Linked DNA regions of Homo sapiens: region 1 is linked to region 2. A link is an interaction called in ENCODE POLR2A ChIA-PET data of the cell type or tissue named here. Cell type or tissue: HepG2. All regions are shown on one strand. Links, peaks and the distances in the headings refer to the core of each region. The heading gives the core; the rest is flanking DNA. Region 1 overlaps ARHGAP1 (Rho GTPase activating protein 1). Region 2 overlaps CKAP5 (cytoskeleton associated protein 5).

What was found. Peaks named below come from ENCODE experiments on the same cell type or tissue, not always from the same donor. Only the 100,000 strongest peaks of a DNase experiment are listed, where the experiment ranks them.
Region 1: POLR2A ChIA-PET joins it to region 2 with 5 read pairs; 13 of 35 experiments call an interaction of 5 or more read pairs at or near these places.

The regions. Positions count from the first base shown.
Region 1 is chr11:46,689,611-46,692,522 of GRCh38, reverse strand. The region is part of intron 3 of ARHGAP1 (Rho GTPase activating protein 1); the gene reads left to right. Among named protein-coding and RNA genes, the nearest start is that of ARHGAP1, 9.6 kb to the left of the region's middle. In HepG2, for the core only: no CTCF peak of the experiment used is centred there; a DNase peak (open chromatin) is centred at 1,682.
Region 2 is chr11:46,745,686-46,748,597 of GRCh38, reverse strand. All of the region lies in intron 42 of CKAP5 (cytoskeleton associated protein 5), which reads left to right. Among named protein-coding and RNA genes, the nearest start is that of MIR5582, 6.0 kb to the left of the region's middle. In HepG2, for the core only: no CTCF peak of the experiment used is centred there; no DNase peak of the experiment used is centred there.

The DNA of each region.
Region 1 (2,912 bases), core at 281-2,780, 56 kb after region 2:
TGCTACCTCTTATATTTTAGACCCAGGGGCCTCACAGACTTTCTGCCCTGGCTGAATCCTCAAATCTGCCAGCCAATGAGGCCTGCCTTGCTGCTGGTGCAGATGTGAGGTGCGGGGACTCATGGGCTGGAAGGAAAGATCCTTTTGGTAGCCCCCATTGTCCTCGAGCATTTCCCCCAAATCCTGGTTATTTCCTCGCTTAGAAGGAGGTAGGCAGATGAGGCCCCCTCTTCCCAGGCTGGTGGTAGGCATCTCTGGGGTTTCTGAAGCTCCAGACTAGTGAGACTGGGCTTGCCAGTCTAACCCTTTGTCCCTGGCCCCTGCCAGTCTGCTTTTCCTTCCACTGTCAGAGCCAGTGGGAAGTGAATCAGAGCAGGCACATAGCCCCAGAGCCACCCCCAGCTGGCCTCCGGGATCTCAGCACCTCAGGATCTAGGCTAGGGTACGAAAGAGAGCAGGTACCACCTGGTCCTTCAAAACAGACCTGCCGGGATGGAGCTGCACCTCCTCTGCAGACAAGCTGGTAGAGGATTCTCTACTTGCAAATCTGGAGACGTTCTGTCCTGAGCTTTGGGAAACTCACTATCTGAAGCAGTCTGACCCATAACCAAAGCATAATCAAGAACAAACACAGAGGCCAGGTGCTGTGGCTCATGCCTATAATCCCAATACTTTGGGAGGCTGAGGCGTGCAGATCATCTGAGGTCAGGAGTTGGAGACCAGCCTGGCTAACATGGTGAAACCCTGTCTCTACTAAAATACAAAAATTAAGGCTGGGCATGGTGGCTCACACCTGTAATCATAGCATTTTGGGAGGCTGAGGCGAGCAGATCACCTGAGGTCGGGAGTTTGAGACCAGCCTGACAAACATGGTGAAACCCCGTCTCTACTAAAAATACAAAAATTAGCTGGGTGTGGTGGGACATGCCTGTAGTCCTAGCTACTCAGGATGCTGGGGCAGGAGAATCACTTGAACCCGGGACGCAAAGGTTGCAGTGAGCCGAGATCGCGCCATTGCACTCCAGCCTGGGTAACGAGCAAAACTCCATCTCAAAAAAAAAAAAAAAAAAATTAGCCTGGTGTGCTGGCACCTGCCTGTAGTCCCTGCTACTTGGGAGGCTGAGGCAGGAGAATCTCTTGAACTTAGGAGGTGGTGGTTGCAGTGAGCCCAGATCACTCCACAGCACTCCAGCCTGGATGATAGAGACTCCATCTCAGAAAAAAAAGAAGAACAAACACAGAAATATAACTAGAACCAGGCATCCCATAGTTTAATGGTGACCTGCGATTTTGTGCAGGCTACCAAAACGTATTGAATACCTGCCACATGCCAGACACTGGACCAGTACTGGAGACTGTAGGTGCCATGGTACGCAACTGTAATCCCAGCTACTGGAAAGCTGAGGCAGGAGTTCAAGACTAGCCTGGGCAACATAACAAGATTCTGTCTCAAAAAATTGTTTTTAATTAAGCAGGTGGGATGGCATGTGCCTGTAGTCCTAGCTACTCAGGACATGGGAGGCTAAAGCAGGAGGATTGTTTGAGCCCAGGAGTTCAAGGCTGCAGTGAGCTACAGTTATGCCACTGCACTTCAGCCTGGGTGACAGAGCAAGACCCTGTCTCTTAAAAAAAAAAAAATCACAGCTTGCCAGGAGTAAACAAAGAAAAAGAACAAACAAAGACAATGAGACACAGCCTCTGTCTTTGAGCTGCTCACAAGCCTGTCAGGGAGACAGGTACATAAACAATTCTACAGGAGAGTGAAGGGTCAGGACAGTGATGGGTGACGGTTTATGCTGGGAGCCATGAAAAGGGGCAGCTAACCTGTCTGGGGAGAGAGGGCGAGGACACAGGATTCCAGGCGGCGATTATGCCTGCATTGAGTCTTAAGGGTTGGTGGGGGCCCTAGAATATCTTAATGAGAAAGGATAGAATGCTTAGAAACCTACAGAAGTCAATCAGAACCAGTGTCGTCCATAATTCTAGTAATAAGCTGGGTGCAGTGGTGCACACCTGTAGTCTCAGCTGCTTGGGAAGCTGAGGTGAGAGGATCACCTAAAGCCAGGAGTTCAAGAACAGCCTGGGCAACACATTGAGACCCCCATCTCTTTTCTTTAATTTTGTCTTTTTTTTTTTGAGACGGAGTCTCGCTTTATCACCCAGGCTGGAGTGCAGTGGGGCGATCTCGGCTCACTGCAAGCTCCGTCTCCTGGGTTCATGCCATTCTCCTGCCTCAGCCTCCCGAGTAGCTGGGACTACAGGTGCCCGCCACCACACCTGGCTAATTTTTTTTTTTGTGTGTGTGTTTTTAGTAAAGACGGGGTTTCACCATGTTAGCCAGGATGGTCTCGATCTCCTGACCTCATGATCCGCCCACCTCGGCCTCCCAAAGTGTTGGGACTACAGGCGTGAGCCACTGTGCCTGGCCGAGACCCCCATCTCTTAAAAAAAATTCTAGTAATAAAATCAGAAAGCGATTGTCAGTGGTCAGAAATGAGACATGACTGTTAAGTAATCAGACTGATTTCCTCAGTGGCTGAAACATGCTGAGAAGGTAACTTCAAGAGGCTTTCCAAATACACACTGCTCAGCGGGGGTGCTTTTGGAAAAGTGTAGACTTATAAGATGACTATTTGGCAAGATCACAAATGCTTTAGTGAGCATTTTTTAAAAATTGAGGTAAGAGCCGGGCGTGGTGGCTCATGCCTGTAATCCCAGCGCTTTGGGAGGCCAAGGCAGGTGGATCGTGACGTCAGGAGTTCGAGACCAGCTTGGCCAACATGGTGAAACTCTGTCTCTACTAAAAATACAAATATTAGCCAGGCATGGTGGCAGGCGCCTGTAATCCCAGCTACTCGGGAAGCTGAGGCAGGAGAATCGCTTGAACCTGGGAGGTGGAGGTTGCAGTGAGA
Region 2 (2,912 bases), core at 308-2,807:
TTTCACCATGTTGGCCAGGCTGGTCTTGATCTCCTGACCTCGTGATCCGCCCACTTCGGCCTCCCAAAGTTCCGGGATTACAGGCGTGAGCCACCATGCCCAGCCGATCCATTTACATTCTTCTCCATCTTGGTTGATGGCAACTTTATCCTTCGAGTTTGTTCAGATCCAAAGCTTTTGAGTCTTCTCTTCCTTTCCGTCAGGAAATTATTTTGGCTCTACCTGCAAACCATATGCAGAATTCATCCACACTTCTCTTCACTGCTACCACCTTGGTGTGTGTGTTCTCTCTCATCTGTATTACTGTACTATCTTCCTGCTTGATCTCCCTGCTTCCACCCTGCCTTCCTCTGTTCTTTTCTACACATAGCATCAGAATGACTCTAATGAAACATTTTCCAGAGGCTCTCCCTTTCACTCAGCAAAAGCAAAAGGCCCTTTAAAGGTCTCTGAGGTCCTGTGTTTATAGGACCCGCCAGTGCCCCTAGTACCTCATCACCTAGTCCTCTTCCTGTTGTTTCACTCCAGCCCCACCAGCCCCCTTGTTTCTTTTAGAGTCAGGGTCTCGCTCTCTCACTCAGGCTGGAGTGCAGTGGCGCAATCATGGCTCACTGGGTTCAAGCAGTCCTCCTGCCTCAGCCTCCCGAGTAGCTGGGACTACAGGTGCATGCCACCATGCCTGGCTAATTTTTGTATTTTTTGTAGAGACAGGGTTTCTCCTTGTTGCCCAGGCTGGTCTCTAACTCCTGGGCTCAAGTGATCCACCCACATCGGCCTCCCAAAGTTCTGGGATTTCAGGTGTGAGCCACCACGCCTGGCCTCCCCCTGGTTGTTTCTGGAACACACCAGGCATATGTCTTCTTAGGGCCTTTGCACTGGCTATTTCTTACACATAAATGCTCTTCCTTAGATGGCTTTGTTGCCTAGCTCCCTTTCCTCTTTCACATCTTTGTTCAAATACCACCATCTTAGTGAAACCTTTTTTTTTTTTTTTTTGAGATGAAGTCTTGCTCTCTCGCCCAGGCTGGAGTGCTATGGCACGATCTTGGCTCACTGCACCCTCCGCCTCCCAGGCTTAAGAGATTCTCTTGCCTCAGCTTCCCGAGTAGCTGGGATTATAGACGTGCACCTCCACGCCCAGCTAAGTTTTGTAGTTTTAGTAGAGGCGGGGTTTCACCGTATTGGCCAGGCTGGTCTCCAACTCCTGACCTCAGTTGATCCACCTGCCTTGGCCTCCCAAAGTACTCCCAGGCATGAGCCACTGTGCCTGGCCAGTAAAACCTTATTGTTTAAAACTTGCAACCTATCCCTCACCCCACCATAGCACTTACACCTCTAACATACTATATAATGTAGTATTTATTAGGTTAATTGTTCAGCATCTGTGTCTAGTCATGCATATCAACATTTTGCCCAGTGATGGACTGCATATATGATGGTGGTCCCATAAGATTATTTATTTTGAGACAGGGTCTCACTCTGTCATCCAGGCTGGAATGCAGTGACGATCTCGGCTCACTGCAACCTCCACCTCCTAGGTTCAAGTGATTCTTTTGCCTTGGCCTCCCGAGTAGCTGGACAGTTGCGTGCCACCACACCCAGCTAATTTTTTGTGTGTATTTTTAGTAGAGACAGGGTTTCACCATGTTGCCCCAGCTGGTCTTGAACTCCTGGTCTTCCTGGTCTCAAGTGATCCCCCCACCTCAGCCTCCCAAAGACCTAGGATTACAGGTGTGAGCCACCATACCCAGCTGGAGCTGAAAAATTGCTATCACCTGATGATACCATAGCTGTCATAATGTCATAGCACAATTATTTTTGTATAAGTTTAGTGTAGCCTAAGTGTACAGTGTTTATAAAGTTGACAGTAGTGTCCTAGGCTTTCACCTTCACACACCACTCACCCAGAGCAACTTCCAGTCCTGCAAGCTCCATTCCTGGTAAATGTCCTATACAGGTGTACCATTTATCTTTTATACAACATTCTTACTGTACCTTCTCTATGTTTAGATACATAAATACTTTGTGTTAACATTGCCTATAGTATTCAGTACAGTAACATGCTGTACAGGCTTGTAGCCTAGGTGTGTGGCAGGTTATACCAACTAGGTGTTCACATAACAATGAAATTATCTAACAAATGCATTTCTCAGAATGTATCCCTGCCCTTAAGCCACACATGATGATATTTGTTAAATGATATAAATGAATGCAGTAACTAAGTTTAAGCTGAAATGTTACTGCCCCCACAGTGAAAAAGTCCCTATTCGAGAATTACTGCTCACAGGATCTAGAGACAAACAGAAGACTTAGGAGGTTTCAGTTATAGAAAATAGCTATCATGAGCCTTAAACCAAGACAAGACAGACCCAACTGCAAAAGTGCCCTCTCATCAGTTCTATGCTTAGTTCTTTCCGAGTTTAGTGACATTCACCTACTCTTACATTTGAGAATGTGTTTGCCTGTCAAAGCATGTCCCTTTGTGTTTTTCAGACCCTGATCATATCCACTCTCAGCCTGTATCTTGCTGGGCTGAAGCTTCAGTTAAATTTTGTTCTCTTAAATAGGAGTTCTTTTTTGTTTTTGACACCTTAAATTACGCCTTTCCAAGACTTTACAAGTGTTTTTATTTTTTGAGGTTTTTTTGAGATAGGTTCTCACTCTGTCACCCAGGCTGGAGTACAGTGGTGCGATCTCGGCTCACTGCAGCTTCTGCCTCCTGGGTTCAAGTGATTCTCATGTCTTGGCCTCCCGAGTAGCTGGGATTATAGGTGTGTGCCACCACCCCCAGCTAATTTTTGAATTTTTTTTAAGAGGGTTTCACCATGTTGGCCAGGTTGGTCTTGAACCCCTGACCTCTAAGTGATCCACCTGTCTTGGTCTCCCAAAGTGCTTGGATTACAGGCATGAGC